Regions from separate parts of the Homo sapiens genome. Here region 2 is linked to region 1. A link is an interaction called in ENCODE POLR2A ChIA-PET data of the cell type or tissue named here. Cell type or tissue: PC-9. All regions are shown on one strand. Each heading gives the region's core, and the rest is flanking DNA. Links, peaks and the distances in the headings are about the cores only.

Region 1 (12,411 bases), core at 2,020-10,019:
GTCTCAAAGAAAACAATTTTAAAAAATAGATTAAAGATCTGAGGCCGGGCACGGTGGTTCACACCTGTAATCCCAGCACTTTGGGAGGCCAAGGTGGGCAGATCACTTGAGGCCAGGAGTTTGAGTCCAGCCTGGCCAATATGGTGAAACGCTGTCTCTACTAAAAATACAAAAATTGCCGGGCCCACTCGCTCACGCCTGTAATCCCAGCACTTTTGGAGGCCAAGGCTGGTGGATCACCTGAGGTTGGGATATCGAGACCATCCCGGCTAACACGGTGAAACCCTGTCTCTACTAAAAATACAAAAAATTAGCCAGGTGTATGGCACATGCCTGTAATCCCAGCTACCCTGGAGGCAGAGGCAGGAGAATTGCATGAACCTAGGAGGCAGAGGTTGCAGTGAGCCAAGATATTGCACTCCAGCCTCGGCAACATGAGTGAAACTCCATTTCAAAAAATAAATAAATAACAAAATAAATAAAAATAAAAATATAAAAATTAGCCAGGTGTGGTGGCGCATGCATGTAATTCCAGCTACTTGAGAGACTGAGGCAGGAGAATCGCTTGAACCCGGGAGGCGGAGGTTGTAGTGAGCCAAGATCGCACCACTGCACTCCAGATTGGGCAAGAGTGAGACGCTGTCTCAAAAAAAAAAAAAGAAAACAAACAAAAACAACAACAAATAATCCATACTGTTCAGGAGTTAAGTCCACAGAAGTGGCGGTTTGGTGGTTGATGGGATGTAAGTAGGCAGGTAGGTGAACAGGATGGCATGCATTGAAGGTGTCTTCGGACGTAGGTGCCCCAGTAAAGGCTATATCTGTGCATATCTCCCTGAATCCTCATAGATACCAGAACAACCCTGTTTTATAGACAGTAAATGGAAGATACGTGTAGAGAAGTGACTTGGTCACTCCTCTGCAGAGGGAAAGAGAAAGGGTGATCTCAGGGAGCGACAAGTGGGGAAGCTCCAAGGGAGGTAGATTAGGGTCAGTAAGGAAGTGGGAGGAAAACCAAGAGTCTGACTGAAGAAGGCAGGCCCTGGCTTTCAGAAGCTGGCCCAGATCCCAGCTGAGGCCATGACCCTCTCGAGCTGCCCAAACCACGGACTCAACTTCTTCCTAGTGGCTCCTGGGGGGCCAGATCTGGCAGGCTGGAAAATTCCTGGAGTGGTCTAGGTTGGGACAGAGCTAGGCAGGGCCCAGGATGGAAGGAGAGAGATGAGGGAGTGGGAGAAAGGGTGGGCTTACTGAGACTCCAAGACAGGGTCAGCAGACCAGCCCAAGCCAGGGAGGAGTGAATACCTCATCCCATGTGGTATGCAAATGAAGCTGAAGCTTAATAAGGTCTTGTGTCCTTTAGGTCCAGACAGAAGGGAGCAATGGATTTAGGGCCTCCTCAATCTACAGAGAGTGAATAGTGTTGTGTGCCTCCATGAAAGAAAGGCCAGACAGGTAGGGGGAGTGTTGGGGCTGACCTACTCTGTCCTTGTTTTATACAAGGGAGGAAGCTGAGGTTCAGAGAAGTGACCTGCCCAAGGTGACAGGTGAATAATATATGAGTCCCTGGACCTCTAACCGAGTGCTCCTTCTCTGGAGGCAGGACTCTCAGCCCTGACACTCGCTGAGCCTGGATCCTGAGTATGCTTTTCTTGGCTCATGCTGGGCTACAGGAACGGGGATCTGGGCACACCTGCTCCCTGCAAGGACTGTCAGGATTGAGGCCCAAGGGGCTGGGTATGTGGACATTACCACAGACCTGTTGGAAGGTGGGGCTTTGTGTTTCACTTCTCTCTGGTGCCCCAAGTGCTAATCCTGCCTCTGCCACTTTCCCTCTCTGGGCCTGTTTTCTCATCTGCGAAATGCGGGCTAATATTAATTGCTACCATTTATTAACACTGAGCACTTAGTCTGTGCCAGGCACTAGTTATTCCTTTAATCTTATGCCCATTTTACAAAGGAAGAAACTGAGGCCAGAGAGGTTAACTTGCCCAAAGTCACACAGCTAGTATATTGCAGAATCAGGATGTAAACCTAGTCCCCTCATGACGTCTCAGAGGTTGCAGCGAGAATTAAATGAGACAGTAAGTTAATGGCCTCACTCAATGAGAGTGCAGGAGAAGGTGGGAGTTAGGGCCCTGTTTCCCAGCCTGGAGTGGAAACACTGGGACCACAGAGTACACTCTAGGCAGTGCCAAAGGAGGCCCCGGTCTGGGTGGGGGAGCCCAAAGGCACCCCTGAAAAGCCTGGGAGGGGGCCAGAGAAGGTAGCATGGAAGAGAGCTGCCTGAGGCAGAGTACTGGCACTTGCAAAGATGTCTAGAACTCTCCAAGGAGCTGGGGCCAAGAGAGGTAGCGTGGGGCCCAGGCTGGGACTGCTGTTATGTGTGGCCTGGGGGTGGACCTGATGGCATCTGCTTGACCCACAGGTCCCAGTGCCCCTCCACACCTACTAGGATTAGTAAGGAAGTGGGAGGAAAACCCTACTAGCCCTGAGATCCCTGGCTGAGAAGGGCAGAAGCAGTGGGGAACCTAAGTTATTGGCTCTGAGTAACCTCTGGCAGGTTCGGGGGTCTCTGGGGACCTCAGTTCCCCATCCAAACCAAGGGACAGCTGCTGGCCCTTGCCCTCTACTCTGAAGCACCATCACTCAGGCTATGCTGCCACACTGTGGACACAGGAGGAACTGCGGCAGCAAGCGCCTCACACCTAACTGGAGGACCCCAGCCCTGACACTGCCCGAGCCCTTAGTTTTCCATCTCTCACAAAGACAGTGGATTTTCTTTTTTCTTTTCTTTCTTTTTTTTTTTTTTGGGGGGGGGGACGGAGTCTCACTTTGTCACCCAGGCTGGAGTGCAATGGCGCGATCTCGGCTCACTGCAACCTCCGCCTCCCGGGTTCAAGCGATTCTCCTGCCTCAGCTTCCCAAGTAGCTGGGATTACAGGTGCCTGCCACCATGCCCGGCTAATTTTTTTTGTATTTTTAGTAGAGACAGGGTTTCACCAGGTTGGCCAGGATGGTCTCGATATCTTGACCTCGTGATCCGCCCACCTCGGTCTCCCAAAGTGCTGGGATTACAGGTGTAAGCCACCGTGCCAGGCCTTCCTTTCTTTCCTTTTCTTTTCTTTCTCTTTCTCTTCTTTTCTTTCTTCTTTTCTCTCTCTCTCCTCTTTCTCTCTCCTCTCTCTTTTAGACAGTTTCACTCTTGTCGTCCAGGCTGGAGTGCAATGGCACGATCACAGCTCACTGCAACCTCTGCCTCCCGGGTTCAAACAATTCTCCTGCCTCAGCCTTCCGAGCAGCTGGGATTACAGGCGCCCACCACCAGGCTGGCTAATTTTTGTATTTTCAGTAGACACAGGGTTTCACCATGTTGGCCAGGCTAGTTTTGAACTCCTGACCTCAGGTGATCCACCCACCTCAGCCTCCCAAAGTGCTGGAACTACAGGCGTGAGCCACTGCACTCAGCTAAGAAAGTGGTTTTCTTATTGATTTTGACAGTCCTCTGCACAGCAGCACCAGTGATCCTACATCTGTTCACATCACTCCTCTGCTCAAACTCTCTATGGGAATCTAGTGGTGTGCTGGAGCCCTCTGCAAGAGCCAAATGGCAAATTTTCAAGAACTTTTGTGAGTCAGTTGTTAAAGTCATTAAAAATTAATTATATAAAATTAAAATTACACTAAAAACTAAGGGTAATATTAAAAACTAAGCATTTCCTACTTATTTTGCCACATTTTCCTATTATCTGTACTCTTGGATTACATCTATTGTATCTGTATGGTGGAAACACTATATATTGGGGTGTTACTGCACATTTCTTCACAGCTCGATGTTCAGTGACCTTACCTTGATCAGCTGCAATCAGCCATGATAACCCCTGGACTTAAGCAATCCTCCCGCTTAGCCTCCTGAGTAGCTGGGAATACAGGGTGTGCTGCTGTGCCCAGCTCTATAGTTTTCTAGACCAGTACCATCCAACAGAAATATAATGCAAGACACATATGTAATTTTCATTATTGAGTACCCAGATATAACAGTAACAGAAAACAGGTGAAATTAATTTAAATAGCTTTTTTTTTTTTTTTTTTTTGAGACAGAGTCTGGCTCTGTTGCCCAGGCTGGAGTGCAATGGCACGGTCTCGGGCTCACTGCAACCTCCGCCTCCCAGGTTCAAGCAATTCTCCTGCCTCAGCCTATTTTATTTAACCCAGTATGTCCAAATTTAACATATGTCCAAAATAGTTTTTTTTTTCTTCTTTTTTGGGGGGGTTTTGAGACAAAGTCTCGCTCTCTCACCCAGGCTGTAGTGGCACGATCTTGGCTCGCTGCAATCTCTGCCTCCTAGGTGCAAGCCTGCCTCAGCCTCCCAAGTAGCTGGGATTACAGGCGAGCGCCACCACACCTAATTTTTGTGTTTTTAGTAGAGACGGGGTTTTGCCATTTGGTCAGGCTGCTCTCAAACTCCTGACTTCAAGTAATCCATCCACCATAGCTTCCCAAAGTGATGGGATTATACGTAGGCCACCATGCCCAGCTCAAAATAGTATCTTCAACAAGTAATCAATATAAAGTTCTTAATGATTTACATTGTTTTTTTCATACTAACTCTTCAAATTCTGGTATTTTACACTAAAAGCACATTTCAATTCAAACTAGCCACATTTCAAATACTCAATAGCCAAGTATCAGTGGCTGCTGTACTGAAGAACACAGGTCTAGATTTAAGAAAGTGATGAAGAGGGCCGGATGTGGTGGTTCACGCCTGTAATCCCAGCACTTTGAGAGGCCGAGGTGGGCAGATCACCAGGTCAGGAGATCAAGACCATCCTGGCTAACACGGTGAAACCCTGTCTCTACTAAAAAATACAAAAAATTAGCCAGGCGTGGTGGCGGGTAGTCCCAGCTACTCAGGAGGCTGAGGCAGGAGAATGGCATGAACTCGGGAGGCAGAGCTTGCAGAGAGCCGAGATCATGCCACCGTACTCCAGCCTGGGCGGCAGAGCAAGACTCCGTCTCAAAAAAAAGAGAAAGTGAAGGAAAATATTAATGATTCAGATTAAATTTAAAAGTACTGCTATAGCTGAGAAATTTTAATCCAACTAATATTTGAGGATGAGAAAGCAGATGATATATCAGATTTAATGGCAATAACTTTACTGGGAGAAGGGCATGTAGGGGCTGATCCATGGCCTCCACAAATATCGGGTCATTATCCCTGGGACCTGTGAATGTCACCTCATAAGGAAAAAGGGTCTTTCGAATATAATTAAACATCATTACATAGGGGACCGGGTGCAGTGGCTCAGTGCTTTGGGAGGACAAGGCAGGAGGATCACTTGAGGCTGGGAGTTTGAGACTAGCCTGGGCAACACAGTGTGAAGTCTTCTACAAAAAAAAAATTTTTTTTTGAGGACAGAGTTTTGCTCTTGTCGCCCAGGCTGGAGTGCAGTGGCACGATCTTGGCCCACTGCAACCTCCGCCTCCCAGGTTCAAGCGATTCTCCTGCCTCAGCCTCCCAAGTAGCTGGGATTACAGGCGCCCACCAAGCCTGGCTAACTTTTTGTATTTTTTAGTAGAGATGGGGTTTCGCCACGTTGGGCAGGCTGGTCTCGAACTCCTGACCTCAGGTGATCCACCCACCTTGGTCTCCCAAAGTGCTGGGATTACAGGTGTGAGCCACCACGCCCGGCCTACAAATTTTTTTTTTTTTTTTTTTTTTTTGAGACGGAGTCTTGCTCTGTCGCCCAGGCTGGAGTGCAGTGGCGCATCTCAGCTCACTGCAAGTTCCACCTCCTGGGTTCACGCCATTCTCCTGCCTCAGCCTCCCGAGTAGCTGGGACTACAGGCACCCGCCACCATGCCTGGCTAATTTTTTGTATTTTTTAGTAGAGACAGGTTTTCACCATGTTAGCCAGGATAGTCTTGATCTCCTGACCTCGTGATCTGCCCGCCTCCACCTCCCAAAGTGCTGGTATTACAGGTGTGAGCCTCCGCGCCTGGCCCAAAATTTTTTTAAAGAAATTAGCAGGGTGTAGTGGTGTGTGCACACCTGAGGTTGGGAGGCTGAGGCAGGAGGGTCACTTGAGCCCAGGAGTTTGAGGCTGCAGTGAGTCGAGATCATGTTACTGCACTCCAGCCTGGGTGACAGAGGGGCCCTAAATCCAATCGTGAATGTCCTATTAGGAGAGAGGCAGAAGCCAGGCACAGTGGCTCACACCTGTTATCCCAGCAGTTTGAGAGGCCAAGGCAGGAAGATTGCTTGAACCTGGCAGGTCAAGGCTGCAGTGAGCTGTGATCCAGCCATTGCACTCCAGCCTGGGTGACAGTGAGACTCTGTCTTTAAAAAAAAAAAAAAAAAAAAAAAGAGGAGATGTGGTACACAGAGGAGGAGGCCATGTGACCATGGAGGCAGAGACGTGAATCTGCCCGTTCCCAAGTCAAGGAATGTTAACAGCTAACAGAAGCTGTCAGAGGCAAAGAACAGGTTTTCCACTAGACAGGCAAGCCCAGTGATGTTGAGTTTCCCAGAATTTGAGAGAAATAAATTTGTCGTTTTAAGCCACCAGGGTTGTGGTGACTTGTTATGGCAGCCACGGGAAACTATTACAAGCAGGTATGATGCAAGTCCCTTTGTCATATCATGGCTGAATTATAAGCACAAGCAGACTACAAATACAGTAATTCAGCAAAAAAACTAAAATAGATTTCTGTGAGAAAAGATTGGTTATATGGAATTTATAAGAATATATATGTTTTAATAATTTAAATGCTGGCCAGGCACAGTGGCTCACGCCTGTAATCCCAGCACTTTGGGAGGCCGAGGTGGGTGGATCATGAGGTCAGGAGTTCAAGACTAGCCTGGCCAACATAGTGAAACCCCATCTCTACTGAAAATACAAAAAATTAGCTGGGCATGGTGGCAGGTGCCTGTAATCCCAGCTATTCGGGAGGCTGAGACAGGAGAATCGCTTGAACCCGGGAGGCGGAGGTTGCAGTGAGTGGAGATCACTCCACTCACTGCACTCCAGCCTGGGCAACAGTACAAGACTCCATCTCAAAAATAATATTTATATGCTATACTTCACATCAGTAAAATTTATAACTTTATGCGTATATGACATCATATACTAGGTCTGTCTTGTATCTCCAGCACTGCGCAATCTCAGCTCACTGCAACCTCCACCTCCTGGGTTCAAGTGATTCTCCCACCTCAGCCTCCCGAGTTATCTGGGACTATGGGTACGCACCACCATGCCCAGCTAATTTTTGTATTTTTAGTAGAGATGGGGTTTCACTATGTTAGCCAGGCTGGTCTCAAACTCCTGACCTCAAGTGATCCACCTGCCTTGGCCTCCCAAAATGCTGGGATTACAGGCATGAGCCACTGCGCCTGGCCAGACACTATTTTTTGAATGCGTGAACGTGACCTCTGGCCAGTCAACTTCTCTGGGCCTCAGTTTCCCCTTCCACACAAAAGGGTTGGAGGAATGGGATGGGGTCCTAGCGGGGTGAGGGATGGCACCAGCTGTTAGAGCATCTACTGTGTAGAAGACTGGGCTAGGGACAGGGGTTGATGGGACTCAGCACCTGGCCTGAGGCCCTAGGAGATGGCTGGGAACAGGCAGATCCAGAATCAGATCAGGCAGATCCAGAATCAGATGTAGAGTTCTAGGGACTACTCAGAGGATTATGTTACAGAGATAGAGTGCTACTGTACAGGTAGAGAGACAGCAGGAACTGCTAGGGCCAAAGCCCCCTCCTCTAGTCCTCCTATCTCTCCATACTACAGGGTGAAGGGCCTTTTTCACCCAGGGATTGGGAAGAGGCTGAATCCTTTTTTTTTTTTTTGAGACAGAGTCTCGCTGTGTCATCCAGGTTGGAGTGCAGTGGCGTGATCTCAGCTCACTGCAACCTCCGCCTCCCAGGTTCAAGCAATTCTCCTGTCTCAGCCTCCTGAGTAGCTGGGATTACAGGCACGCACCACCGTGCCCAGCTGATTTTTGTATTTTTAGTAGAGAAAGAGTTTCACCATGTTGGCCAGGCTGGTCTCGAACTCCTGACCTCATGATCCGCCTGCCTCAGCCTCCCAAAGTGCTGGGATTACAGGCATGAGCCACCACGCCCGGCCCGAATCTTTTTTTTTTTTTTTGAGACAGGGTCACCCAGGCTGGAGTGCAGTGACGCGATCTCGGCTTACTACAGCCTTGACCTCCTGGGCTCAAGTGATCTCCCACCTCAGCTTCTGAAGTAGCTGGGACTACAGGTGCATACAACCACACCTGGCTAATTTTTGTATTTTTGTAGAGACAGGGTTTTGCTGTGTTGCCCAGGCTGGTCTCAAACTCCTGGGCTCATCCATCTTGGCCTCCCAAAATGCTGGGACTACAGGTATGAGCCACTGTTCCTGGCTGAGTCTGACTTTTTTTTTTTTTTGTTTTTTTGAGACTGAGTCTTGCTGTCGCCCAGGCTGGAGTCCAGTGGCACGATCTCGGCTCACCGCAACCTCCGCCTCCCGGGTTCAAGCGATTCTCCTGCCTCAGCCTCCTGAGTAGCTGAGATTACAGGCGCCCAGCACTACGCCCAGCTAATTTTTGTATTTTCAGTAGAGATGGAGTTTCACCATGTTGGTCAGGCTGGGAGTTTTTTTTTTTTTTTTTTTTTTTTGAGATGGAGTTTCGCACTGTCCGCTGGGCTGGAGTGCAGTGGCACGATCTCGGCTCGCTGCAACCTTCGCCTCCTGGCTTCAAGTGATTCTCCTGCCTCAGCCTCCCAAGTAGCTGGGATTACAGGGGCCCGCCACCATGCCCAGCTAATTTTTTGTATTTTTAGTAGAGACGGGGTTCCACTATGTTGGCCAGGCTGGTCTCAAACTCCTGACCTCGTGATCTGCCCACCTCGGCCTCCCAAAGTGCTGGGATTATAGGCATGAGCCACTGCGCCTGGCCAGAAGTCTGACTTTTTAATGGCAATGGAAAATAGGGTCCTCCACAAAGACGGTTCCTCGCACTCCCCCAGCCCTTCTCTGAGCCCCTATCCCATGCCCCAAGAGTCAGAAGCTCAGGCATGGAGTGGGGGATGCTTACTTCTGCCATTTATACTCTGGATGACATTCTGCAAGTCACTTTCTCTCAGATCCGGTGTTTCCTTCTCCAGGGGATCCAAGGTCCACTCTGCCTAGCCCAGTGTCTACCCCTCCAGGCCCAACTAGCCCCAGACCACACTTGAGACTCTGGCCCCTCTCTCTTCAGACCCTCGCACTAGTTTTTAGACCAAGCCTGGGCCAGTTACTTGCCCCACTCTGGAGTCTCTCTTCTCTGGTAAATGTGGAGGTAAGCAGCTTATCCAAGTTTCCACAGCAAGAATTTGGCCAAGCAGACTAGCTCTGAGCACTAGAACAGAGTAAGAGACTCTAGATAGAAGCCCTTTACCAGGCATAGGGAGCCAGGTCTGAAGTCTGGAGGGACTAAAGCCCTCTGGGCCCCAGCCTTACCCATTGAAAAACATCTGCTTCATGCCAGTACCTGCACTCCACACTATCATGAGCATCTTGAAAGGAGGGACCAGAGTTTTGCTCACTATTGGGGTCCCAGTGTGGCTTGGTATACAATAGGAACTCAAGAATTTTTTTTTTTGTTTTTTTGAGACAAGGTCTTGCTCTGTTGCCCAGGTTGGAGTGCAATGGCACAATCTCGGCTTACTGCAACCTGTGCCTCCCAGGCTCAAGCAATTCTTGTCTGTCTCAGTCTCACTAGTAGCTGAGACCACAGCTAAACGCACCTGGCTAAATTTTTGTATTTTTAGTAGAGATGGGGTTTTGCCAAGTTGCCCATGCTGGTCTTGAACTCCTGAGCTCAGGTGATCCACCGTGCCTGGCCAAGTATTTGTTTAATGAGCAAAATCACTCGCATATTTTCCACAAAAGCCAGGTTCTCCCTTGCTTTTGTGCCTGCCATCTCCCCCTTCACCAGCACCAGCCTCTCAGTGATCATATCTAAAAGAGGGACTTCCAGAACTCCAGAAGGTGTGGTCCCTGGGCACCTGGACATTGTGGTTTATGAAGTTCACCCTCCTTGGAGTGGGAGAAAGGACAGTGGGGTGAGGGCAAGTCCACCTTCAGCCATAAACCCAAGGCTAGGCACACAGGAGGCCCAGTGTCCAAGACCAACCAACTCCTCTGGGACGCTGGCGGCCAATGAGCTAGCTCTGCCTCCCCAACCCCTGTTTCAAGTTTAAGAAAGTAAAGGGATTAAGGAAGCACCAAAGGCAAGCCCTCTCTTACAACAACATCAGACAACTGTTTCAAAATATATTAGATTTGGTTTTTATTGTAGAGCACACATATCAGGGCGAAGTGCTGCACACACAACTACAAATCATTTTTGGGAAAAAAGCTGTAAAAAAAATAAAACTGCAACTGCTTTAATTATGCAGTCCCGACTTGAGAAATCCACGCTGGCAAAGGAGTTCTGGCCCCTGAGAGGGGCTTCTTGATGGTGGCTGCCCCAGATTTCTGCAGCCTATGAGGTCTCAGACCCGGACCTCTGTACACAAAGCCCCCAAAGTGGTGGTATCCTGGTTGCTGGGAGGGCCTCTGCTCTTGGCAAGCCCGGGTCCTGGCCTGGCTGACAAGAAGACATTCCTAATGAATCTAGATCCACAAAACCTTGCTGCCTTCCAGGATCTGAGTGGATAGAAGCTACCAAAGACTTTACCTTTTTTTCCTTATTATTTTTTGAAAGCCCCTTCACCAACTCCCATACCCTGAAGCGGAGGAGGCACCAGCCCAGTCTGCAGGCCTGAGCTCTGGCCTTGGATGCATGCTGCCGGCAGACAAGATGGGGCAGGCGCCTTCCTAGAAGGATGACATGAGGATGAGGCCCAAGCTGGCCAGTGGAGAAGGGAAGGGAAAGGAAAAAGCCAGGAGACTAAAGGGGGAAAAAAAACTCAAAAAAGAAAACAAAAACCCTACCACACACCACAACAATTTTCCATACCCCAAATGCTAGACTTGGAAGGACACCAGTCCCTCTAGCTAGAAACAATTTCTAAAACTGACCCAACGTGGCAAGTCTAACTGTTCCAAATAATCACACGCATATGCTCAAAAGGAGCAACCAGCAAAGAAGTGTGCTCTTGATAAGAGAGGTCAGGACCACTGCACTAGCCCCTCAGCAGCCCAAGGAACTGTGGACATGGCAGGCTAGTGGGCGTGGGTGGAGGACGCCTGGGGGGCTTAACAATAGCTTTGGGATGGCAGGGGCTGGCACTGTTTAAGCCCCTGCCCAGGCAACCTGAACAACTCTGCCGCAGGAGGAAGAAAGGGTGTTTGCATGAGCTTGCAGGGCGTGGATGGCAGGTGAGAAGTGGAGAACAGCAGAGCCTGTGAGGCTCCAGGAGACCTCAACCAAGTGCAGACATCAGTGAGGGAAAGGGGCGAGCAGAAGACTGAACTTTGTTTAGAACACTGCGAAGATTTACACTGAAAGCAAAATAATTTTCTTAACCAAAACATTTTGTTGCTTTTAAATAAACCCAGCCTGATACAGCCCCACTTAAAAGATGGCTGCTCTGCTCCACCACCTCTACTGGCCACTCCAGCATCAGCCTCTGTCCCCTATTGATGCCAACAGCCTTTCCATCCAGGAGGAATACCAAGAATATGAGAACCTAGGTCCTGGCCAATTCTATTCTTCAGCCCTAACAGGCAACAAAACCAAGGAAAAATATATAGAATCAAAAAAAACAAAAAACAAAAAACAAAAACCCCCCAATGAACAAAAACAAAACCCTCAAAACAAAAGGAGGGGCAACTACGTAAGGATGAGCCAGAGTTCCCAGGAGGGCGGCGGGTAGACTCAGTGCCGCCGCATCTTCACCTTTCGGGCAGGGCTGCCTGCTGCCTCAGAGCAGTCCTCTGAGGACTCGTATGACTTGCGCCAGTAGTTCTCAGAGCTGAAGCTACCCCTCCGCCGGTGTGTGGGCAGCAGCACCGAGCGCCGGTTCTCTTCCTTGTCCATCTCCAGGATCCGTGGCCTGCAAGGAAAGGGAGGTAGGACGTTATCTGAGAGGCTGGCAGGAGGCGCCTGGCTTTACCGCTGTACCTCGTCTCATCCTTGGGATGGGTCACTTCAGCTCAGTGGTCCTCAACGAAGGGTAGTCCTGGCAGAGGCCCTGGTATCGGAGGTTCTTGCCCACTAAGTGCCAGTGACCATCCCAGTCTTTGGGACATTTCCCAATTACCCTGTGGGGTCTGCCTGGCTTGGAGTCTGGTGCCCTGGGACACTGCCAGGGCTGCTGGACAGAGGTCTTCCCTACCACAGCCTCAAGACTCTGCATGGTTCTGCCATCTACCTTTACTTCCCAGCTCTACCCACTTTCTCTCTCTTGGGCCTCCCAACACCCCCTTC
Region 2 (12,411 bases), core at 1,729-9,728, 150 kb after region 1:
TCACTTGAACTTGAGAGGCAGAAGTTGCAGTGAGCCAAGATCGTGCCACTGCACTCCAGCCCGGGCGACAGAGTGAGACTCTGTCTCAAAAAAAAAAAAAAAAAAGAGATGGTAAAGAGACCCCACAGAATAATAGGAGAAAATATTTGCAAAGCATGTATCTGATAAGGAATTAATATCTAGAAAATATAGAGAACACCTACAATTCAGCAACAATGAAACAATGCACCTGATTTAAAAATGAGCAGGGGGCCGGGTGCAGTGGCTCACACCTGTAATCCCAGCACTTTGGGAGGCTGAGGTGGGCGAATTGCGAGATCAGGAGTTCAAGACCAGCCTGGCCAACATGGTGAAACCCCATCTCTACTAAAAATACAAAAATTAGCTTGGCGTTGTGGTGGGCACCTGTAATCCCAGCTACTCAGGAGGCTGAGGCAGGACAATCGCTTGAACCCAGGAGGTGCAGGTTGCAGTGAGTTAAGCTCACACCACTGTACTCCAGCCTGGGCGACACAGGAAGACTCTGTCTCAAAAAAAAAAAAAAAAGAAAGCAGAGATCCTGGGCAACGTAGTGAGACCCTGTCTCTACAAAAAAAAAAAAAAAAAAAAAAAAAAAAAAAAAGCAAAGGACTTGAATAGACATTTCTCCAAAGAAGATATACAAATGTTGAATAAACACTTGAGATGATTTCTCAGCATCACTAATCATTAGGTAAATGCAAATCAACATAGTGAGAGCCAGTCTCTACAAATATTTTGAAAAAAAATTAGCTGGGTGTGGTGGCGTGCATCTGTAGTCGCAGCTACTTGGGAGGCTGAGGAAGGAGAATTGCTTGAGCCCAGGAGGTCAAGGCCACAGTGAGTCATGATTATGGAGTGCAGAAATGCCACTGCACGGCCAGGCGCAGTGGATCATGCCTGTAATCCTAGCACTTTGGGAGGCCGAGGTGGGCAGATCACCTGTGGTCAGAAGTTCAAGACCAGCCTGGCCAACATCATGAAACCCCATCTCTACTAAAAATACAAAAATTAGCCAGGCATGGTGGCAGGTGCCTCTAATCCCAGCTACTCAGGAGGCTGAGGCAGGAGAATCGCTTGAACCTGGGAGGCGGAGGTTGCAGTGAGCCAAGATCGTGCCATTGCACTCCAGCCTGGGCAACAAGAGGAAAACTCTGTCTCAAAAAAAAAGAAAAAAGAAAAGCCACTGCACTCCAGTCTAGGTGACAGAATGATACCATCTCAGAAAAACAACAACAAAAATCACAGTGACGTATCACTTCACACCCATTAGGATGGCCATTATAAAAATTTTAAGGCTGGGCACAGTGGCTCACGCCTGTAATCCCAGCACTTTGGGAGGCCGAGGTGGGCAGACCACGAGGTCAAGAGATTCAGACCAACCTGACCAACATGGTGAAACCCCATCTCTACTAAAAATACAAAAATTAGCTGGGCGTGGTGGCACGTGCCTTGTAGTCCCAGCTACTTGGGAGGCTGAGGCAGGAGAATCACTTGAACCCGGGAGGTGGAGGTTGCAGTGAGCCGAGATTGTGCCACTGCACTCCAGCCTGGCGACAGAGTGAGACTCTGTCTCAAGAAAAAAAAAAAAAATTTAAAAAGGAAAACAGGTGTTGGAGAGGATATGGAGAAAATGGAATCATTGTGTACTGCTGGAGAGAATGTAAAATGGTGCAGCCACTATGAGAAACAGTTTGGTGTTCCTCAAGAAGTTAAGCATAGAATTATATGATCTAGCAATTCCACTCCTTAGTTACAAACTCAAAATACTTGAAAGCAGGTACTCAAACAGATACTGACCACACAAACCAGTGTTCATAACAGCACAATGCATAATAGTCAAAAGGTAGAAACAGCCCAAATGTTCATCAACAGATGGATAAAATGTGTTATATACATACAATGGAGTATCAGCCATAGCATAGAAAGAAATTCTGACACATTCTACAAGTGAAAAAAACCAGTCACACAAAGATAAATACTATTATGATTTCATTTCTATGAGGGATCTAGACAAATTCATGGGGACAGAAAATAGAATGGTGGTTATCAGGACTAGGGGGAGGAATGGGGATTTAGATAGCGTTTACTGAGTCCAGAATTTCTTTAGGATGATGGAAAACTTCTGGAAACAGTGGTGATAGGAACACAATGTGAATGTACTTAATACTACTGAACTGTACACTTATGAGTGGTTAAAGTGGTAAATTTTATGTAATACACATTTTACCACAATAAACAAAGCCTCATTACATATAATTTGCAGAAAACCCCTCCCCCTGCAGAAATAACCAAACCAACAACCCATTTCTAGCCCACTCCCCTGACAGCTACTTCCTATTTATTTTCTTTCCTTATGCAGCACAACTCTGCAAGCTACTCACATCAAGCTAAAATAAGCGAGAGAGAGACTGACACTCCAAAACAAAAAGTTTATTTGAGAATAGCAAGGGGTTGCAATCTGGGGTATATGGTTGGGGAAAGGGGAATGAATCTTTTAGAGGTAAAAAGGAGAAGTCCGTGTAAGCTGTTTTAAGACAGAGAACATTGTTCACAGGGGCTTCTCACAGGCTCCAGTTCCCAGCTCCCTTGCAGTGTGGTGACTGTGTGAATGGCCAGAAGCCACACTTAGTCCACCAACACCACAAGCCTGAAAGCCTTTCTCTCATTTCAGGGCGGGAGGCTCACTTAGTTACGCTCAAAGCTTCCTGTGCGTTGGAGTCACCCGGGGAGCTTTAAAAACATCGACAGGTTGTGAGGACTGGTCTGCATGCTGCCTGACATTAAATCAGCTCCCATGTGCTTCTGAAGTGCAGCCAGGTTTCAGAAACACTGCTCCAGGTCAAGCCAGTGAGAAGGCATGAAGATGGAGGGGCTGTGGAGCGATTATGGAGAGAAACCATGACTAATGCATTGAAAAATGAAGCGAACTGAAAAATCAGAAGGAAAAAAATGGCAAAAATAAACTTGAATCCAGCATATGTTTCTCTACAAATGAAAAGCCTTACATGTTTTCCCTGCTATGTACAAATAGGGAGTTTCAATCTTTCGATGTTTTGGAAGAAAAATCTGGAGGGAAAAGCTGTTCAACTGCAATCCAACTTTGAGGCTTTTTTTTTTAATTTTTATTTTTAAATATATCAAAGCCTACTGCCTATTTCATTACTGAGCAATTTTAATGCTTCCCTTCCCAGGTGCAGTTCAGATGAGTGGAGATAGCACTTTTTTTGTTGTTGTTTTTTTTGAGATGGAGTCTTTGCACTATCGCCCAGGCTGGAGTGCAGTGGCGCTATCTCGGCTCACTGCAAGCTCCGCCTCCCGGGTTCACGCCATTCTCCTGCCTCGGTCTCCTGAGTAGCTGGGACTACAGGGGCCTGCCACCACGCCCAGCTAACTTTTTGTATTTTTAGTAGAGACGGGGTTTCACCGTGTTAGCCAGGATGAGTCTTGATCTCCTGACCTTGTGATCCGCCCACCTTGGCCTCCCAAAGTGCTGGAATTACAGGCGTGAGCCACCGCGCCCAGCCGACAGCATTCTTATAGTTTTCCTTTTGTCCTGTTTTGCAATTGGTTTCACACTTAAAATCTACACAATTTCTACTATTTCTACAGTTCCTATAGATGGCCTAAAAACAAAGCTAACTAAAGGTTATAAATTGGGGATCTAAGAATCGAGATATGAAAGAGAGTTGCTATAGCTGTTGTAGACATGTTTTATTCCTGCATCACCCTCAATACCTACAATGGTGCATGTGGCAAGGCTCAGTAGATACTTTTTATTTATTTATATTTTTTTGAGATGGAATCTCATTCTGCCACTCAGGCTGGAGTGCAGTGGCACGACCTTGGCTCACTGCAACCTCTGCCTCCCTGGTTCAAGTGATTCTCCTGCCTCAGCTTCCTGGTAGCTGGGACTACAGGCACCCGCCACCATGCCCGGCTAGTTTTTGTATTTTTAGTAGAAATGGGGTTTCACCATGTTGGCTAGGCTGGTCTCGAACTCCTGACCTCAAGTGATCCTCCCACCTCAGCCTCCCAAAGTGCTGGGATTACTGGCATGAGCCACCGCACCCTGGCCCAGTAGATATTTTTATATTATTATTAAGCAAGAATAACTTTTTACATGTTATTCAATTTACAATTATTCTTATTCAATTTACAATGTGCTTTCAGGAGCATCTTCTAGAATCCTCAACAATTCTTTAGTCCAGACAGAGGTTTTCCACTTTCTGGGTGAGGGAAGTTGGGCTCAGGGAGGTTAGCTGATGTACCTTGAGGGCAGATTGGGACCCAAGGTTGATAGGTGGAACCCAGGCCTCCCATGACTTTTCCATTCAACAAAACAGCCAATAAATGGTGTCTTGGCTGGGTGTGGTGGCTCACACCTGTAATCCCAGCACTTTGGGAAGCTGAGGTGGGTGGACAGCTTGAGCCCAGGAGGTTAAGACCAGCCTGGGCAACATAGGGAGACCCCATCTTTACAGAAATAAAAAAAATTAGGTGGGCGTGGTCGCATGCCTGTGGTGCCAGCTACTTGGGAGGCTGATGCAAGAGGATCACCTGAGCCTGGGAGTCTGCAGTGAGCTGTGATAGCACCACTGCACTCCAGCCTGGTGATAGAGAGCTTGCCTCAAAAGATAAAAATAAATGGTGTCTTAAATCCTGAGTCCAGCACTGTGAACAGTCTATTCTTTTATTGACACCACATCTCATGGGAGAAAAAAGCTTATTATTGCTTAGACAATATGAGATCAGAAAATACACACAACAGGGGAGCTTTGCCCTGCCACTGATGTAAATTCCCTTAGCATTTCAACTTGCTTAAAATTTAGACCTCAACACTTTATATGTTTCCTCAAAATCTCCCATGTTTCCAGTCATGTTCCTTCAAGCCTCCTAGGGAGGTGGGACCTGAAACGTAACAGAATGGTTTGTCAGAATAAACTGTAATGGCTGATTTAGGGATCCTGCTATTTGGGGGTCCAAGTGCCTGTGCTTTGAGACTTAGGCATCTTCTCTGAGGACCACAGTCACAGTGTCGAGAGCAGCCCAACAGCATTGCCTGTCCCCACACCAGAACACAAAGCAGGCTTTGGACAGATACCTCTGCCTGCACATTTTCTCTGTGTTAAATAGAAATATAAACCCTTCACATATGGAAAAAAAAAATGCTTCCACATTTCTGAAGAAATACAGAAATTAACAAAATGGAGCTTGAATAGAAGTGCTGAGCAGCTGAAAACATTCAGAATGAAAAAGGAGCAAGCAGACCACTGCAACAGTTGCCCAGAGGGGCCCTCGGTTTGCCCTGGCACACAGAGGTCTCCGGCTGGCCCTGGAGAGCTCCACAGCCACAGGCCCAGAGAGGACTGCTTTCCTCTAATGGAGCTGCTTTGGTTTACAAATAGGACAAACTCACTGCTTAAATACCTTTATTTTTTTTTTTAAATTATTTGGACATTGATAGCTCTGCAAAATACTTCTCCCATCCCAAACCCTCAAACTCCTTCCACATGTCCTCCATAAAGAAACAAAATATTTATACTTTGTGCCCATTCAAGTCTAATTTTTAAAAACATTTAAGATTCAAAATCAAATATTATTTTTCTTTCCCACAACTTGTTAGTAATTTTAAACCACGATACAACACAGTTAATGGCATTTCTTTTTAAAAATTAGCTTATCAGACTATTTTATGAGAAAAAAATCAATTCAAGGCCTTAGTGAGAATATTATATTCTCTGTTTCTGAAAGCAAAAGACATTGAAAAACCCCTTTGCTCCTCTGGAGTTTGTGATTTCCACATAACCAACAAAACCAGCACACAGATTGACTTCCTACTTAACAGTAGGTATTGTTTTGTTACTTTGGGACAGCAGCTGAAACACTATCTAAACTTGAAAAGGGTGGGTGGGTGGAAGTCCAGCACAGAAGAGGGTCGAGGCTGAGGACAGCAGAATGGAAGCTTTCTGAGCAGTGGAGTAAGAACAGCCAAACCCCTAGGATCCTACCTCATGGCAGGCTTGTTTGGGATGGAAGACAGAACATCTGCAATCTGCACTAATTTCTTAAGGATGGATACAAGTGTCAACCAAAAATATTGCACATAGTTTCAGAGGCATGTAAACCACTGAGAAGGTTCAGGAAAGCGTAACTACGGATGAAGATGATTCCCCAAAGTTCCTTCAGGAACGGAGAGAAAGAAGTTGATGTTGGTAATTCAGGAGTTACTAAGAGGAGGTGGAAAAATCCTTAATCCTTTCCCTATCCTCAGTGGGCAGACTTTTAAATGAACAAATCTTCTCATAGATGTGTCTGAAGGATCTAGTAAAGGTATCACCTCTTCATTCTTCCCAGTACAATGGGTGCACTTCATCACCTGGGTAAAAAAGGAAGGAAGGAAGAAATCCTGCCATAGGACTTGGGTTGTTTGTCTAGAACACAGCAGTGTTTGCAAATGGCCCTTCCTGCCCACTCAAACCACTACTCGGAGCCACAGCATGAGCCGTGGATGAGCTCAGGGATGACCTCCGGACTCAGTGCTCCAAGGGGAGGCCTATATCCCTCACAGGCCTGGAAAAATGCAGAAGGTATGGGCTCGCATGCTGTTGAGGGGAGAGCTGAAGAGAGTGGAATGGCACGTACGGCAGGAAGGACAGCACAGCCCCATGGCCTCCTTCACTTGTCCATCAGCTCAACCAAGGCCATCAGCTCAACAAGACCACAGTGAGCATCTCCTCACATGACAGCAGCTGGGCTTGACCACAGCCAGCCCTTCTGATGCCTTGTTGAATTTCAGGATTGAGGAGACTGTTCTGACTCATCTCTGGGAATGAATTATTTTTCCCTTTAAGTCATCGGGCCAACTTTTTAGGGTTCCAAAGCCCTGACCTTCCTGAATGGGTAGGTTGCCCCTCTGTACACAGTCCTGGGATAACAGATTTTAGATATCACAAGTGCCCACTGGCTACTTTCCCAAATACCTCTACCTTAAGGCTTCCCCTAACATTCAATCTCAGTAACATACAGTACATATGTCAATAAAATTAAAGTCACTTCTTAAGAACAGAAAAGGTTTCCCATTGCTCGTCTCGTCTCACTGAAGGGCTTCACATTCTCTTATGCTGCCCGCCCATGGATATGCAGCCTCCAGGTTGCTTTGCTCCTGGGGGTTATGATGCAATCTTGTTTTTAAAGCTTTTCCTCTTGTATTCGGAGTAAGTCTTGTAAACCACCAGAAAAATGCCAAATCCCCAAAGCCCTAGCCATGTTTGTGGGCTACAACTGATGCCAACCTATTAAGCTTTTAAAACATTTAAAAAAACAAAACATCATACACACACACACACACACACACACACACACACACTTTGGCACGTGAGCCTCGAGTTATTTGAGCATGTTCATGTTTCCCACCCCTTCCCCTGTCCCAACATTTCAGAGTCACTGTTTTCAGAGAACGACGACCCCTTCTGCCTCATGGAAGGCTGCCGCCAAGCATTGCTGTTTTGAGTAGCAAAAGGAGGCGGCACAAATGCTAAACTGGCCCCAAAAACAGTTCTTGTGTTGAGCACTATAATTTAGGCAATGCTGCAAAACTTTTGTACCAGGATGACTAGTTTCAAAACTGCTGGTTGATTAAATATACATATACATATAGATATCGATATAAAAATTACTAAGTCAACATTTGCTGTTTTCAATGTGAAAACGATAAAATGTAATTCTGAATAATTGTGCATTTGCCATAGGGTCCTCGTTAAAGGGACCATAAAAATAATTTTGTAATAAAAAAACTCTTATTTTTAAGTTTAGTATTGCCCTCAAGTTGAAAAGTTTGGAGCAAATGTACTGAGTAAGCAGGACTGGAATCTGTTCCTGCCAGGGATCTGGAAGCCTTAAATTTAGTGATCCCTGATGGCAGGCCCAGGGAACCTGACAGCTACTCACTAGCTTTGCACTGTTAACAGTACAGGGCTCAGCAGCGCACGCTGACCCGTGACACAATCAGCACTGAAGACTGAGGCAGCCCAGCAGGGACTGGAGCCTCCGCCTCTTGTGCCCTTGGTGGCCGATGATGCGGCAGCTGGCCAACTCCCTGCACAGAGCTCTGGGGGGCACAGAGGTGCTGGGGCTCTGCCTTCTCTTGAGCTACCAGACAAAGCAACTGGCGGGGGGTGGGGGTCTAGGGCCTCGGGACCACTGAGCACCAAGGCTGAGGGTGATCCGGGAGCAGACCTTCTATTCGGCTGGAGGTGGGACGGAGGAAGGAATGGGCATTTCAGTGATGTAGAAGTTAGCTGTGCAGGAAGGAAAAGTGCGTTTAAGGTAGCTTAAAAACAGGTGAAGACCAAACTGCCACTGAGGGGAGGAAGAACGAAGACTGCTCCCTCCACCTGCCCCACGGGCCAGCCATGCTCCTTGGATTCTGTGGGTTAACATTCATGCTTTGTGATGCGAGTCTGCTCGTGAAGAAACAGGAACACACTTCTCCTGGTTCTGGCAGGTACACAATTTTCTCGGCAAAGTTCTTTTTTGCCAAGTTCAGTTTTATTTGGTTGCTGTTCTGAACCGTTGTCACCGGAATTCATAGATGGGTGCACTGTGTTCAGGAACATGGGTTAGATTGAGGGACTGATACCTGCAAGGGGGAGGAGACAGAAACGGGAGGTAGTCATCTAATGCACCCTGAGCAAAGGACATTAGTAACCCCTCAAAAAGCAGAGCACCCAACAAGTCACATACTTGGACTGAAATGCACATTCATTTTCTATTTCTCAAGTTGAACCTAGTTTGATTTCATTCATTCTTTCTTTTTTTGGTTAATCCTCCTGAACCATGCACTAGATGAATGTTTTTTTTCATTCTGCTCTAATCATGAAGTTAACTATGGTATGTTTTATAAAAAGGAGACCTCAATAAGCTGTGGGAGAAGATGGAGACCCACGCCCAAGCCCTAACCTCACCGGCTGCTCTGACCTCTCCTGCTGTAGCATGTAATGCCAGGCTCTCATATCCTAAGAACTTTATGGCTAGCATAGGCATAAACTGATTCTCATGGTATCTAAAGAGAGCGTAGAAAAATTCATTTCACTACTGCCTTAAACTGTATTTTACCTTTCATTTAAATTTTCTCACTTTCCTAGGTACGGTATTAGGCTTGGAAAACATTAGTGATATCTGAGGTGTTTGCCTCCCCTGTTGGCAGGTGATCCAGGGAGTCATGCAGAGGGAGGAGAAATAGGGGCAGACAATCTACATGCTGGGATGACAACCTCGGGCACATTTAGAGTCAATGTCTAGCAAGTTGGCTCTCCCCTACTTGTTTCATACAGGAGTGTGGAAGAACGTAGGAAAAAGCGGCTTATTTCTTACCAAAAACAAATTATCAGGAAAGAAATATGCATTAGCCATCAAAAATATGCAAATTAGAACTACAATGAAATACTGCTTCACATCCACTAGGGTAGCTATAATTATAGAGACATGATAACAAGTGCCAGGGAGGATGTGGAGAAACTGGAACCCTCATACATGCCGGTAGGAATGCAAAATGGTGCAGCTGCTGTGGGAAACAGTTTGGCAGTTCCTCATAAAGTTAAATATAGCAATACCGTATGACCTAGCAATTTCACTCCTAGGTATATGTCCAAGGAATTGAAAGCAGGAACTCAGATATACCCATGTTCACAGCAGCATTATTCACAAGAGCTAAACAATGGAAGCAATCTAAGTGTCCACTAAATAATGAATGGATAAATAAAATGTGGTATATACCGGCCGGGCACGGTGGCTCACACCTATAATCCCAGCACTTTGGGAGGCCGAGGCGGGTGGAACACCTGAGGTCAGGAGTTCGAGACAGGCCTGGCCAACATGGCAAAACCCCGTCTCTACTAAAAATACAAAACTTAGCCAGACGTGGTGGCAGGCGCCTGTAATCCTAGCTACTCGGGAGGCTGAGGCAGGAGAATTGCTTGAACCTGGGAGGCGGAGGTTGCAGTGAGCCGAGATCGTGCCACTGAACTCCAGCCTGGGGGACAAGAGCGAGACTTTGTTTCAAAAAAAAAGTTGTATATACCTGTAATGGAAAATTAATTGGCAATAAAAAAGAAGTTCTGATACATGGTACAACATGAATGAACCTTCAAAGCATTATGCTAAGTGAAAAAAGCCAGAAGCAAGGGCCGTATTTTGTAGATTCCATTTATATAAAATACCCAGAATAGGCAAATCTATACATACATAAGAGAAAGACTAGTGGTTGCCCAGGGCTCAGAGGGGATGAGGAGTTTGGGATAATGGCTAAGGGTATGGGGTTTCCTCTTATGGTGATGAAAATGTTCTAAACTTGATAGTTAGACAACTCTATTAATATAGGAAAGATCACTGACTTGTACACTTTTTTTTTGAGATGCAGTCTCACTCTGTCGCCCAGGCTGGAGTGCAGTGGTGCAATCTCGGCCCACCGCAACCTCCGCCTCCGAGGTTCAAGTGATTCTCCTGCCTCAGCCTCCTGAGTAGCTGGAACTACAGGTGCGTACCAGCACGCCTGGCTAATTTTTGTATTTTTAATAGAGACGGGGTTTCACCATATTGGCCAGGCTGGTGTCGAACTCCTGACCTCGTGATCTGCCCACCTCGGCCTCCCAAAGTGCTGGGATTACAGGCGTGAGCTACTGTGCCCGGACCAAAGCTGTTATTTATTTATTTATTTATTTATTTATTTATTTATTTATTTATTTTTGAGATGGTGTCTCGCTCTGTCGCCCAGGCTGGAGTGCAATGGCCCGATCTCAGCTCCCTGCAAGCTCCACCTCCCAGGTTCACGCCATTCTCCTGCCTCAGACTCCCGAGTAGCTGGGACTACAGGTGCCTGTCACCATGCCTGGCTAATTTTTTGTTTTTTAGTAGAGACGGGGTTTCACCGTGTTAGCCAGGATGGTCTCGATCTCCTGACCTCGTGATCCACCCGCCTCGGCCTCCCAAAGTGCTGGGATTACATGCGTGAGCCACTGTGCCCGGCCAGCTGTTATTTTTAAAAAGGATTATAAAAGTTTTACAAACTTGCGTGAAAACCATTACTGAAAGCCTAAAAATCGTGGCTACAGGGCTGGCATTTACTTGCAGATATAATTTCGTTACCACTGAACAAGGAATCTAGGGTAGGATCACTTCACATATAACAAAGTGTTAAATACTGGAAAGAAAGAATTTTTACCTTCAGAGAGGAAATCAGGCATTTTATCACATGGTTTGCCCTCCGGGGACAGCAAGGTGCTTAAAAAGCAGCAAGGAGGCAGGAGAATCCCTCAAAAGGTGGCAAAAGTTAGCATTCAGGCAGAGTTCAGTCCTTTACTATTGGTGACACACTGGACAGGACTGTCCACTCACAGGCCCCCAGGTCATGAGCCTTAAATCAAGTGCATGTCGGACCAACTCTAAGGAATGCAGCCACAAAATTTAAAAAGCTGCTGACAGCAAAATTCACATTGTCCAGTACTGGATCAATTCACATTTTAGTTACTAATTCAATTTGCAAGGATTAAATAAAAACCAGCAAGATTGAGATAAACATTGCCAAAAATACAGTATTGCTTAAAAGTGCTTAGAAATGAGTTCTTTCACCTATAATTCATTTTCATCTCATTTACTCTGCTCTGTGCATAGGGATAAGGCCTTATTGTGAGCAACTGAGATCACTGAAATAAGCTCTCAGCATCCAAATAAAGCACAGAATCTATACAGAGACAGGCTAAGATGTTGCTTTTGGGTTTGATGAGCCAAGGGAGAGCCAGCTGGGCAGCAAGCCCTCCCCGTGGCCTCTGTCCTCAGAGGTCCTCACCATTCTGAACTCCTATGGTAGTAGTAGCCCTCTATGGAGGCTGCTGACTTCTGAAAGCAGATGTAGTAGAACCCGGCAAAAGAAGCACCACTGATGTCTTTGATCGTGTGATCTGGGACCAGAAACTGTTCCTGCACACAGATGAAGAGGGTCAGTAACAGATAGCATTCTCTGACCACCCACGGGGCCTCCCTGTTAAGCATCAGGGGGTTCTAAGGACCACTCGAGAAAAATATAGGATCTCATAGTCTAACCTAGACTTGCTGGGTGATGGCGGGCCCGTGGGGTCTCAGCCTGACTTCTAAAAAGCGTCCATGTGCTCCTGGAGTATTCTATATACTAAAGTGACAAACTGTGTCTTGAGCTCACTAGGATCAGCAATTCAGAGAAGGTACCATGGCCGAAACATCTAATATATAAATCAATACCTACTCACCTGCCTGTCTGCCTGCCTCTCTATCTTTCAGAGACCACAGACAATCAACCTGGGAAGAGCGAAGTTTCTGCTCCAGTTCTCAGAACTGTCAACAGATGCTTGATAACATCTA

What was found. ChIA-PET counts read pairs that join two places held together with the same protein. Peaks named below come from ENCODE experiments on the same cell type or tissue, not always from the same donor. Only the 100,000 strongest peaks of a DNase experiment are listed, where the experiment ranks them.
Region 2: POLR2A ChIA-PET joins it to region 1 with 8 read pairs; 2 of 35 experiments call an interaction of 5 or more read pairs at or near these places.

Annotation. Positions count from the first base shown.
Region 1 is chr17:18,207,845-18,220,255 of GRCh38, reverse strand. ALKBH5 (alkB homolog 5, RNA demethylase) reads right to left here. Exons shown (of 4, transcript NM_017758.4): 4 at 10,302-12,037. The coding sequence ends at 11,860. Among named protein-coding and RNA genes, the nearest start is that of LLGL1, 12 kb to the left of the region's middle. RefSeq lists an enhancer at 2,576-2,675. In PC-9, for the core only: CTCF peaks have their summits at 2,460 and 2,663; no DNase peak of the experiment used is centred there.
Region 2 is chr17:18,061,428-18,073,838 of GRCh38, reverse strand. GID4 (GID complex subunit 4 homolog) reads right to left here. Exons shown (of 6, transcript NM_024052.5): 5 at 11,864-11,994; 6 at 5,434-8,659. The coding sequence ends at 8,596. Among named protein-coding and RNA genes, the nearest start is that of DRG2, 20 kb to the left of the region's middle. In PC-9, for the core only: no CTCF peak of the experiment used is centred there; no DNase peak of the experiment used is centred there; H3K27ac peaks cover 1,010 bases.